Regions from separate parts of the Homo sapiens genome. Here regions 1 and 2 are each linked to region 3. The links are chromatin contacts, found by Hi-C or POLR2A ChIA-PET in ENCODE. All regions are on one chromosome and are shown on one strand. Each heading gives the region's core, a stretch centred on a gene start or an enhancer-like site at or near the end of the contact. The rest is flanking DNA. Distances are from core to core; before and after follow the strand shown.

The links. Hi-C counts contacts between places; a loop is a spot of excess contacts on that map. ChIA-PET counts read pairs that join two places held with the same protein, here RNA polymerase II (POLR2A). Pooled maps may share reads with other maps.
Region 1: a loop to region 3 is called in a pooled map, with 4 times the contacts of the local background. The contact joins the promoter of DNAJC15 here to the enhancer-like site in region 3. A Hi-C loop is called at or near these places in 2 of 50 pooled maps. POLR2A ChIA-PET finds 5 or more read pairs at or near these places in 4 of 52 experiments (H1, WTC11 and activated CD4-positive, alpha-beta T cell).
Region 2: a loop to region 3 is called in a pooled map, with 9 times the contacts of the local background. The contact joins two enhancer-like sites. A Hi-C loop is called at or near these places in 1 of 168 maps with a recorded cell type or tissue (endometrial microvascular endothelial cells) and 8 of 50 pooled maps.

Annotation. Positions count from the first base shown.
Region 1 is chr13:43,021,726-43,025,794 of GRCh38, forward strand. It overlaps DNAJC15 (DnaJ heat shock protein family (Hsp40) member C15), which reads left to right and starts at 1,861. Exons shown (of 6, transcript NM_013238.3): 1 at 1,861-2,009. The coding sequence starts at 1,902. RefSeq lists enhancers at 1,680-1,739, 1,750-1,799, 2,310-2,359.
Region 2 is chr13:43,094,085-43,098,564 of GRCh38, forward strand. The region is part of intron 5 of DNAJC15 (DnaJ heat shock protein family (Hsp40) member C15); the gene reads left to right. Among named protein-coding and RNA genes, the nearest start is that of LINC00400, 17 kb to the right of the region's middle. Within about 2 kb of position 1,912, at least 2 of the 41 ENCODE cell types and tissues checked have a DNase peak (open chromatin) inside an H3K27ac peak, as active enhancers do.
Region 3 is chr13:42,874,604-42,878,847 of GRCh38, forward strand. No RefSeq gene overlaps it. Among named protein-coding and RNA genes, the nearest start is that of LINC00428, 4.0 kb to the left of the region's middle. Within about 2 kb of position 2,393, at least 5 of the 41 ENCODE cell types and tissues checked have a DNase peak (open chromatin) inside an H3K27ac peak, as active enhancers do.

The sequences.
Region 1 (4,069 bases), core at 611-3,110, 150 kb after region 3:
TCTTGCGTTATCAGTTCCTGGGTGGGGGCCACGAGATCAGATGAGCCAGTTTATCGATCTGGGTGATGCCAGCTGATTCATCAAGTGCGGGGTCTGCAAAATATCTCAAGCACTGGTGGTAGTTTTTACAATAGTGATGTTAGCTCCAGCAGCAATTTGGGGAGGGTCAGAATCTTGTAGCCTCCAGCTGCATGACTCCTAAGTCATAATTTCTGATCTTGTGGCTAATTTGTTAGTCCTACAAAGGCAGTCTAGTCCCCAGGCAAGAAGGAGGTTTGTTTTGGGAAAGGGCTTTTATCATCTTTGTTTCAAACTATAAACTATGAATTACATTCCTCCCAAAGTTAGTTTGGCCTACGGCCAGGAATGTACAAGACAGCTTGGAGGTTAGAAGCAAGATGGTGTTGATTAGGTCAGATCTCTTTCTCAGTTGTAATTTTGCAATGGCGGTTTAATTCCCAGTCCAGTTCTCTTTATACTGCTATGCAATGCATGTGCTCATGTTCTGGTATGTACTATTATTCTGTGTCAGTGTTATCTTCCCTACAAGATTGTAAATTTCTAGGACCTAACTTCTTAGACATGCTAATAATATTAACTAAGTGAACAAATTAATAGACCCTCAAAACTTTAAATTCAGGAATAGAAAAAAAATAAAGCTTTTTCTTCCTGTCAGCTGATTTTGCAAAGGGTATAAGGAGCCAAAGAGCTGCCACGTTGGTACAGAAGTTGGAAAACACCATACGCTTCAACTGCTGGTTAATTTTTGCTCTAAAAACTTGATGGAGGCCAGGCGCGGTGACTCACGCCTGTAATCTCAGCACTTTGGGAGGCTGAAGCGGGCGGATCACCTGAGGTCAGGAGTTTGAGACCAGCCTGGCCAACATGGTGAAACCTCGTCTCTACTAAAAATACACAAATTAGCCAGGTGTGGTGGCACGTGCCTTTAATCCCAGGTACTCGGGAGGCAGAGGGTGCAGTGAGCCAGAGATTGCGCCACTGCACTCAGCCTGGGCAACAGAGCGAGACTCCATCTCAAAAAAAAAAAAAAGCTTAATAATAAAATGGGCTTTTATATATACAAATCAGCACAAACTCATTTGAGGGAGAGTAAGATTTACCTACTTGCTCACAACTTTTTTTCCCCTGCCTCAGGCTCCTGAGTAGCTGGGATTACAGGGACGCACCACCACACCCAGCTAATCTTTGTATTTTTAGTAGAGACGAGGTTTCACCATGTCGGCCAAGCTGGTGTGATCCACCCGCCTCGGTCTCCCAAAGTGCTGGGATTACAGCGTGAGCCACCGCACCCGGCCACAACTTTCTTCTGTGTAATTTCACCTTAAATACAGCCATTTACTTGGGGGTGGAGTAAGCAAATTGCCTCTTTAATTTCTCTCCCGGGGTGGTAGAACTGTGGCATTAAACAGAAGTGCGAACAGAAGTTGAGAGTGGGAAGAAAGGCTGCCCGGAAGGGGGTCAGGAAAGCTCAGGCAAGCCCACCCTCAGGCACTACAGCTAGACTCCGAGCTTACTGGGCAGTCATCTGATTCGACCAACATCAGTTCGCAGGGCTTAAGCCCAGTCCCTTACGGCGGCCTGGGGAGGGACCAGGCCCAAGTATATAAAGCTCCCTGAGGGTCCGCGTTGGCTTTGCGCCTGTGAGTGTGATTCAAGAACGTCCCAGTGCCCTTGGCTCCTTTCGGAGTGTGACCCCGTGCTTGCACGGGACACGTTACCCAGCTCGGGTGAGAAGGGTATCTTCCGGGAACCTCGCCTTTAATAGCACAACGAGCGCAGAGTCCACTGGATCTGCGAGAAGAAACCGCGCTAACTAGTTTGTCCCTACGGCCGCCTCGTAGTCACTGCCGCGGCGCCTTGAGTCTCCGGGCCGCCTTGCCATGGCTGCCCGTGGTGTCATCGCTCCAGTTGGCGAGAGTTTGCGCTACGCTGAGTACTTGCAGCCCTCGGCCAAACGGCCAGACGCCGACGTCGACCAGCAGAGACTGGTGAGTCCTGCCAGCGGCCCCCACCCCTCTCTGGCTCCCTTGTAGTTTCTGCTTCAGCCCCCTCTACCGCCTCACCCTTGAACCTTTGTACTCCCCCGCATTCGCTCACGGTCTGTGCCCTAGCGCTCACTTGTTCAGTGGAGAGACCGCTTTGTGCTGGGCTTTGACGCCTGGGCGTGGAAGACGGAGCAGTTCTGAGGATCTGTCTCCTCAAGGAGCTTCCAGTCTTGTCTGGGACACAAACCAGAAAACAGGCAATTGCAAATACAGTAAAATAAGTGCTGTATGTGGATTTTCCTATCTCATAGGAGGCCCTAAAAACGTCTTGCAGGGGACGTGGTGGGATCAGGGACGCTTCTTGGAGAAAGCTGTAGTTAAAAATTAAGATCTGAATGAATAAAAACAGTCCATTCAGCAAGGAGAAGGGGAAAAAGTGTTTCGGGTACCAGGACTACTGTCTCCAAAGTCTCCGGCACAGAAACAGGGCCCAGTTGGAAACTCCAAGTGGTGTATTCAGGATGAACTGTAGAGCTGGAAAAAGGAAGGGTCTAACAGAAAACTGTCCAACAGAAGCATATTGTGAGCCACATACGTATTTTTACGTTTTTTTTTTTTTTTTTTTTTTTTGAGACGGAGTCTCGCTCTGTCGCCCAGGCTGGAGTGCAGTGGCGCGATCTCGGCTCACTGCAAGCTCCGCCTCCCGGTTTCAGGCCATTCTCCTGCCTCAGCCTCCCAAGTAGCTGGGACTACAGGCGCCTGCCACCACTCCCGGCTAATTTTTTGTATTTTTAGTAGAGACGGGGGTTTCACCGTGTTAGCCAGGATGGTCTCGATCTGCTTACCTCGTGATCCGCCCGCCTCGGCCTCCCAAAGTGCTGGGATTACAGGCGTGAGCCACCGCGTCCGGCATATTTTTAAGTTTTTTGTAGCCATATTAAACAACTGAAGAGAAACAGGTGGGTTTGATTTTAACCATGTATTTTCTTTAACCTGATATATGCACAGTTGCATGGTAATTTTCAACATTCAATATGAAATATTGCCCAAGTGGTGGTTTAGGCTTGTAATCCCAGCGCTTTAGGAAGCCCAGGCAGGAGGATCACTTGAGGCCATGAGTTTGGAGGACAGCCTGGGCAACACAGGAGACCCCATCTCTGCTAAAAAAAAAAAAAAAAAATTAGCTGGGTGTGGTGGTGTGAGCCTGTAGTCCTAGCTGCTTGGGAGGCTGGGTCGGGAGAATCACTTGAGCCCAGGAGTTGAGGTTATAGTGAGCTATGATTTCGCCACTGCACTCCAGCCTGAGAGACAGAGCTAGACCCTGTCTCCAACAAAGAAAAAAAAATGAGGCAGTAGAGATTTAGAAAGTTTTAAGTAACTGGTCCAGGATCATCCCTGGTAAGTGGCAGATCTACGATTCCAAATGCTACACTTTTTCCCTTATGACTTGCTGACTCCTTAGAAATAAGGATTTCTGGATATAGTATTCAGTGTATGATACAGCTGAACAAGATCAGGCAGAAGTAATCCTTTTGTGGAGAGTCGTAAAAATCCGAGTATCAGGCTTTCAAGGTAGTTGGGAGCTGTGGTAATTGGAAGATAGAACTAATATTGGTGACTTTTACATGTGTAGGTATTTTTACTTGGAAGAGGAGAGAGTTTACAGAATCCAGAGTACCACATAGGAAGCATCTTTAGTAGTCCAGGTACTTGAAGGCTAAAGTGTAGGCCAGTGATTCTCAAACTGTCTGTGTCCTGTAATATCCTGAAATCCTGAAGTCAGATTCATAGACAATAAAATCTACCTGTAAACATAACTTTTAATAATCAATATAATGCTTTAATTGAGACATAAAGGTGAAATATTTTATTAGACAATAACATGTCTACAGGCTGCGAGCGGTGTCTCGCTCCTATAATCCCAGCAATTTGGGAGGCTGAGGTGGGTGGATCACTTGAGTCAGGGGTTCGAGACCAGCCTGGCCAACAGGGCAAAACCGTGTCTCTACTAAAAATACAAAAATTAGCTGGGCATGGTAGCACAAGTCTGTAATTCCAGCTAG
Region 2 (4,480 bases), core at 662-3,161, 220 kb after region 3:
AGTGGTAGCTTCTTAAAGATTAGTTGCATTTTGGAACCTGAAACCATGCCAATGAACTTTCAAGGTCTATTATATTAAAATCTATTGGTCTATCTTTTACTTTGAATTTTTTTTTCCCATCTGTGATTTTGTAACGTCATTCATTGGTCAAATACTGCTTCACTGAGAGTTACAAATCATCCAAATGTTGATGTATTTCATTTTATCAGTATTTCTAAAGATGTGGTCCCCACACTGTCAGCAGCTTCCCCTGGGCAATTGTTAGACATGCAGACTCTTAGGTTCCACCCTAGACCTACTTAATCAGAAAACCTGGGGTTGGGGCCCAGCATTTTGTGTGTTACGAAGCCCTCCAGTTGATTCTAATGTACACTAATGTTTGAGAATCACCGCTCTAAGGGTTCCAGCTGGGTTTCTGGGGTGTTCAGTGGGGTCCCTATGCGTGGCAGGTTCTGATCTCTAATCGCAGTCTCCTTAGCATTTTGAAACTTCCAAAAACTTTACTATGCTTTTCAGAAGCTTCTTGCTTTTTTCAGAAACTTTCTACTTTGCTTCTACCCTGTACAAGTTCAGAATTTGGTATATACTTAGAGGGAAAAATCAGCTGTGTATCAGGCTCTATTTTCAAACTTGCCTTTTTCAGTTGAGTTCTAAATCTTTGAGTCTACAATTTTTGTCTTAGCAGCTTGTGAGACTGCAAGAAGCCTTGCCTGCCCCCAGCAGCAGCCTTCTTGTGTCCATTGCCCATACTTCTAATTTCTTGCGTTCCACCAAGAATCATCAAATAATCTAAGGGAAAAAGCAATTTCAGAATGTCATTTTACCTCTAAATTTCCTCCCCTTCCGGAATCTTTGGACCCTCAAGCCATAGTTTTCTTAGAAGTTTCCCTGTAACACTAATTCAACAGGTGGGGTTTTTTAGTGGTTGTTTCATTTTTGTAGTGAGTTTTGACTGGCTTTTTTTAGTTGCTTTTAGTGTGAGCATCTAACACACTACTCCATCATAACCAAAAGCAAAAGTACAGAAAGTTACTTTTGAGACAGTATGACAAATTAATTGGCTAGCCAGTCATCCAGGAGGCTGGTACAGTAATATGAGTGAGAAATAATGATGACCTAGCTTAGGAGGGAGACAAGAAAGTGAATTTGAGATATGTTTTAGAAACAGAAGCAACAGTTACTGCTGCTTGATTTGATACAGGAAATTTAGTATTTCCCCTTGATTTCTGAGTCAAAAAATTAGGTAGATGGTGGAGCTATTTACTGAAATGGGGATGATCTAGAGTGGACAGGTGATTGTAAACAGGTTTAGGAGAAAAGAAATACTGTGTTGATGTTAAATGAATTAGTCAGTAGATTGTCCAAGTGGAAATAGAGAATAGGAATTGAATAAATGACTCTAGAGTTCAGAGAAGCAGACTGGACTTAAGAATCATCAATATAAGATGGTGTTGAAACCAACCTTAAGAGGTCATGGAAAGTGAAAGTATGGATAAGAAATAGGAGGAAAAAACCCCGAGGATCCAGGTCTAAGGAACCAAACACTTATAGATCAAGTTAGAAAAGGGGAAATCATCAAAGGAGACAGAAGGAAAAAAATGTAAGGAGAAAATGATACCATAGAAGCTAAGAAAGGAATATATTTAAGGGAACCAAGTGATCAACTGGGCTGAATGCTGCTATGAGAACCATTAAAATAAGGATAGAGAGGAGGGTCCAGAGTATTTTTTCCACACTGGAAGACTTTGATGACCTTAAAAAACAGTTTTAATTGGTGCAGGGCTAAGGAATGAAAAGATGCGGAAGTTGAGTTAGCTTATATACACAACTATTTTGAGAAGTTTTGTGAGGAAGAGGAGGAGAGAAATGGAATATTGTCTGCAACAGAGGGATGAGTCATTAAGGGAAAAATGCTGTTTTTTGTTTTATTTTGCTTTTTACTTTTTTTTTTAATTATAAAAGCTTGTTGAGTAATTTTTAGCAGGTTTGTTTGTCAGTGGAAATGATCGAGAGAAGGTGATTTAGAAGAGATTAAATTTTGGGGGAAATAAATGTAATGTTTTAAGTCTCAAAAGTCAATTGTATAACTGTGGGACAGAGATTTGGCAGTGTTTCACATGGAAAAGAGCCATGGGACATGTATTTGATCTCAAGGCCTGTAAGATTCAACAGCATAAAAGCTGCTAAAAATTTTATGCAGTCCTAAGCTGCATAAAGGACACATAGTATCTTTATTAAAGACCAAATATTACTGCAATCCTCTATTTATTTGTTATGCATTCATTCAATTAATATTTATCCAGCTGTACTGAGCTAGGCATTTAGATCTTATCTAGAATTTTGTGTCTGTTTCTGGATCCCAGATTTTTTATGGATACTGACAAACCAAATAGTATTCAGAGGAAATTGAACAGGATCATGAGGTGTCTGGAAACAATGTCATATGAGCAATTATTCATTCAACAAAATTTACTGAGTACTTAATGTAAGCCAGATAATGCACTAGATACTGAAGAAGATAACCAAAGACCTTGCTGTTAGGAATCTTATATTCCACTGTGAGAGACAATAGTAGATAGGTAATTGGTAGTTTAAAAATGGCCACAGATTCTTCATAGCTCCTCCCATCAAGAGGTGGTCTGATTTTTCACCCTTTGTATTCAGGTTGGCCTTTGTCATTTGTTTTGACCAATAGAATATAGCAAAAAATGACATGTGATTTCTGAACCTAGGCCTCAAGAAGCATTGCAGCTTCAGCTCTTACCTTCTTAGATCCTTGAGTCCACCAAGTGAAGAAGACTAAGCTCTCCTCCTGACGGAAGAAACACCAAGTAGAGAGAGGCCTAGCTATCCCAGCTTAGGCCCTAGTGAGGCCATCCTGGACTACCCAGCTCAGAATAACCACCCTACCAATCCACAGAAAAGTGAGAAATAAAAAGAACATTGTTGCTTTTCGCCACTAAGTTTTGGGGTGGTTTGTTATGCAGAAAAGGCTGATATAAAAAATGCCCATGATGTCATGGATCATAAGTGCTTTGAAGAAAAAGCAGAGCATGAGGTAGAGAATGGCAGCTGGAGGGGAGGCGGATGCTGATTTACTTATAGCCTTCTTAGAAATTCTCTCTAAGGAGATAATATTTGAGCAGAGACCTAAGGCAGTAAGTCATGCAAAATGAAGAAAGAATATTTCAGGCTGAAGAAACACCAAGTGCATAGGTCCTGAAACGAGAACATATGGTTTGTTTCTGGAATTATAAGCAGATCAGCTGGAGCATAGGAAGCAAAAGGGAGAGTGGTAGGAAATACAATTGGAGAGGAAGCCCAAGGCTAAATGATAGAGTGGCTTGCAAGCCATACTACAAACTTCAGGTTTTACTGTTGGGCATTATGGGAATGCTATTACCTGTTATGCAGTATTAGGAAGACTATTTTGGCAGCTATGAAGCAAATAGGGAGTCAAGAGTGGAAGCAAGGCAGTCACTAGAGAAAACTGTAGTAATCCAAGAGAATGATACTGTTTTGGATGAGGGTTGTTGTAGTAGAGGAGGTAAAGGGGAAAAAAAAAGGTCTAGGCCCGGTACGGTGGCTCATTCCTGTAATCCCAGCACTTTGGGAGGCTGAGGCGGGGAGATCACCTGAGGTCGGGAGTTCGAGACCAGCCTGACCAACATGGAGAAACCCCATCTCTATTAAAAATACAAAATTAGCCGGGCGTGGTGGCACATGCCTGTAATCCCAGCTACTCAGGAGGCTGAGGCAGGAGAATCACTTGAACCCGGGAGGCAGAGGTTGCGGTGAGCCAAGATCTAGCCATTGCACTCTAGCCTGGGCAACAAGAGCAAAACTCCATCTCAAAAAAAGAAAGGTCTAATTCAAAATATATTTTGAAGGAACACCCAACAAAGCTTATGAATCAGGGGTAAGAAAAAATGAGGAAAGATCACTCCTGGGTTTTTGGCCAAAGCAGTGGTTAGAGAAAAAGAAAATTTGCTATACTGAGAAACTTAGAGGGGATCTATGCAATATCAAATACTTAAAATGTGGCATGTATATGTGAAGTCCCTCTTGTATGCCTCTATGAGGACAGAATTATGTTCACTGAGAAGAAACTCTAAGCAGTGAAAATTTGACCCCTATAAGGAAGACTTTTCTTCTAGCTGGAACGTAAGACATCAGTCAGCTAGTAATTATTGAGGCTTTCTGGAAGTTGGTAGAACAGGGTACTTTCTAGGCACTGAAGCTACAGCAGTGGAAAAAGTGATGTGCAGATAGAGGCAGCAAAGGTAATTTGATTGAAAACTACTAGAGAGCAACTTATTAGGGATGTCATAGAAGGAATATATTTATTGGGTAAGAGGTAGAACCTCTTCAGACCCTTCCAACTCTGGGTTTCTGTGATTCTCTAATGATCTGATAAACCGAATCAGACTCAAATATTTTTCTTCAGATCCCCTTGTCTCTACATTATTTAATGCTATAT
Region 3 (4,244 bases), core at 1,143-3,642:
ATGTATACACTTAAAATATCTAAACTATAGTTTTTGCAAAAATATGATTTTAAATACAAGGCAGTATCATGTGTTTTTCTCTCTTTGCTGTCTGCCATAAGGAGAATTTTAGAAATATTTGAGCATTGAAGAAATAATTTGTATATCAATCTAAGTATCTTTTTGTTGAATTCTTTTTAAAAATTAGCTCTCTAAATCTGGGCTGAATTTGTCCAAATCAGTTAGAAATCTTTGATCAGCACTTTCAATGAATAGAGTTTCAAAAAACTTTAGCTTTCCACATGTTTAGACAATTGGAATTATTAGTAACAAGTCTTAAAAACAAGAAGACACCAAAGTGTATCCCCACCAAAGCATGAAGAAACTAAACAAATTAAGTACGTTAAAAAGAGTATATTCTCAATCCTGATATGGTCTACAGAGAAGGTTCATTTCAAATTTATTAGTCATTAAATGCAAATTTGAAGAAAATATTGGGACAATTTTATTTAAAATTTTAACATAGCAAGACCATATAAGGAAAAGAAAACATTCTTTAGAAAAATAGAATGACATGGTATTTGAGACAAATGTGTTTTCAAAAAATGACTAAAGGGGTAATTATTCTGATTATATTATTGTAAAATTTCTACTTTTTATATATGTAAAGAAGTTTTAAAAGTTTTCTTTGGTGTACACAGATATATGTTATTCTACTTTCTAGAAAAAATATTTTTGAAATAGTGTTTCAAAATAATTATTTGGCAGATCCATCAAAAAATAAAAATGTATTTGTCAGTTAGTAAATTTTTGAAAAAAGATACCAGGATTTTTAGCACTTCATTTCACTCTTAAAAGTGTCCTGATTTGAAAGATGAATTCTATGGTATCAGCTTAAAAATCACAAATTTAGAAAGGAGACTTTGTTTGCTATAAAGACTCGCAGCCTACAATGTGGCCATTCTGACAGGCTGAGAAGTGTAGCTTCTGTGAGAAGCCTCTGTCAGCGGGTACTTCGAGGGAGGGAAGGATGAGACATACGTTTTGTTGAACAGGTTGGCCAAATATATGTATATATTCAACAGGTTACGGGAGGAGCTATGCAGTCTTTCGTCCAGATATTCATGAAGGGGGAACATGGCATGCATACTGAATAAACATGCATGTTACATGCATCTCATGCTTCCCTTAGGTGGAGACTTAACATTGAAATATATTACAAGTAAGCCCTATATGTCAAAAGGTGAAGCAGGGAAAGGAAGGCACTCAAATGCACAGCATCTGTAACTCGGCTGGAACTAGTCGATCTGTGGGTGGTCTCTTAGCAGGAGAAAAATACTGAAACCAGTCTTTTATTCAATCAAAGCTGTAGTTCTGGCTTGTGGAGCAGGGGGCCTCAGTTAGTCAGCTCTGCTGGTGGATGAGCTGCAATTGTTTAATATTGCTTATCTCAAGGCCAGCGCGTGTTTAGCTGCTAGAGAAAAAGAAAAACCTTGTGGCAGTTGGAACACAGTTTCTTCTTTAACTGTAGGAGTCCATGACTTAACATGGCCTTCGGTCCTGTTTATAATGTGGTATCTCATTGTGAACAAAGAGTCTGTTCTGACAGTCTCGTGATCTCTATTTCAACATTAATGCTGGTCAGATGTTGTGTCTAAACCACAAAAGGGAGGGAAGATAAAGAGGTGCATCTGACCTCTCGTCCTGTGATGGCCAGAAACTCAGTTTTTAAAAGGTTTCTCTGGGGTCCTCTTGGCCAAGAGGCAGCCTGTTCAGTTGACTGGGGAGCTAAGGACTTTAGTTTCAGTTCTCAATAATCATCCTAGTTACACAGTCATCAGACTCACCACACCCCAAAGAAAATGAATGTTCTGTGGTTCCCCTTTCTAGGGTCTCATAGGATCAAAGTTTCCCCAGGTTGAAAGGGCTCTCAAAGAAAAGGTATGTTAATTCTCTTGAAGTTTTCAAATTTCAGTGTACCTAGGGATTTCCTTGAGAGCCTGTTATGCAAATTCCTGGTCCCTGGTAACAAGATTTGTGATGTAAGTCAAGGATGGGGCCCAGGAGTCTGTATTTTTTCCAAGACCTCACCCTCTCCCCAAGGGATTTCTTTAGAGATGTACCTGGTCAATTCTGAAATCAACTTCTAAAAGCTTTTCTTGGCATAGAGTAGAAATCTATATCCCTAAAGTACCACCCACTAGTTCTAACAATCACATAGAAAAAAAAGAATGGATTTCTCTTCCTATGATAGACCTTTAAGTATGGGAGATGCCTGTCATCATTTCCAGAGTTCTATTTTATTCAGCCTAACTACTTCGGTCTCTTCTCCAACTCTTCTTCAATACACAACACACACACACACAAACTCCTACAAGGTTACCGAGAATAAAACGTATGCCAACAAGTACAGATTAGGGTGCTATGACTCAGGAACAATGTGTGTGAAAAAGTTTAAAGATTTTAGCTGATAGTAAACTCAATATGTGTCAACAGTATGAATCATTACAAGAGAGTAGGAGAAAGGAGCAGGAGAAGAGAGAAAAAGGAAGAACAAGAAAAAAAATCTCTGCCTCTGGTTGTTGATGGTATCAAATGAGATGCTGATTATGCAGACTTCCCCTAATGTACTCTGCTGTCATGTATATTTCTTTGATCAAATATCTTCCACTTCCTAGAATACCAGCTCCACTCCTCCCCTAAAGCAATGAGCTATTTTCAAAACCATTCATCTTTCAAGATTCAGCTCAAACATCAAGTCCTCAACTGCCCCAGGATAACTTACCTCTCTCTCCTTTAAACTCCCACTGTTCTTTACACAGCTCATCACACTCGATTGTTTACACATGGCTTACTGCACTTACCACCCCCCCCCCGCCCCGCCTTCTAATGTGCTGCCTGCATGATTTCCTTAGATATTATTCTTACTGTTCAGTGTCTATCTGTCCTAGAATATGAGCTCATGAGGGCAGCTTCTGTCTTATTTAATGCTATATCTCTGGTGCCTGGAAGAGTGCCTGGCACATAGTGAGCACTCCTGGGAAAATATAATTAAAAACGAAATGTCCTCCTAACCCAGAAAAGCTTTCTACAAAGGTAAAAGGAAAACTATTTTATTATTAAATAAGCATTAAACCAGAAAGTGATGCACATTACAGGCAATCTGCTAAAGAAATGGCAAAGACCAGAAAGAACTCTCACTCTTTTATAGCTAAGGGGATACAACCCATTACCATTAGTTAGGCTTTGCAATTTGGAGTCAGACAACAACTGAAGTTACACCCCTCTCCTCTTAGGAAACCGGAAGCTAAAGCCTTAGCTTCCTTGATGATTACATCAAGGAAGAGAGGACGTCCAGGTCCTTGAAGAAACACTCCAGATTGTGAGGTAGCCCAGAGGCTTATTTAGCCACTAAAAAGATTCACATACATAGAAAAGGACAGGGAAAACTTTTTTTTTTTTTTTTTTTGAGACAGTCTCGCTCTGCCGCCCAGGCTGGAGGTGCAGTGGTGCAATCGCCGGCTCACTGTAAGTTCCGCCTCCTGGGTTCACGCCATTCTCCTGCCTCAGCCTCCCCAGTAGCTGGGACTACAGGCGCCCACCACCACTCCCAGCTAATTTTTTTTATTTTTTAGTAGAGATGGGGTTTCACCATGTTAGCCAGGATGGTCTCGATCTCCTGACCTCGTGATCCGCCGGCCTTGGCCTCCCAAAGTGCTGGGATTACAGGCGTGAGCCACCGCGCCCGGCCAGGGAAAACATTCTGAAAGAGAAAAAAGGAGTGGAGAAATTTCTTCCCTTATTTTCGACAGGAAGATTTAAGCTCCTCATCTTACATTTTTACTTGCTCTTTCTGCACTTAATCACCACATGTTGAAAAAGTAAAAACTAAAAGATGGTTTTCCCTGTAATTAACTATAAACACCTAAGGGCAAGAGCTATGTGTTATTTTCCTACACAACACCAATATAGTGTGCACTCAACAAATGTTTGTGGAAAGAGGAAGGAAGGAAGGAAAAGAAAGAGAAACAGGAAAGAGAGAAGGAGAAAGAGAGGAAGGAAGGAAGGAAAAAAAGAAAAGGAGAAAGATGATTTTGACAACTGTAAAACAATCTCCACATTAAGGACTAAGCATTAAGGGAAGAGAATCAAATAACAGACAGATAAGCTGGGCCTATCATAATAGTTATTGACTCTTCATAAACCATCTCTACATGTACATTTAGTTATGCATTGGGTAATGGTTAAAATAGATACCTAGGGTG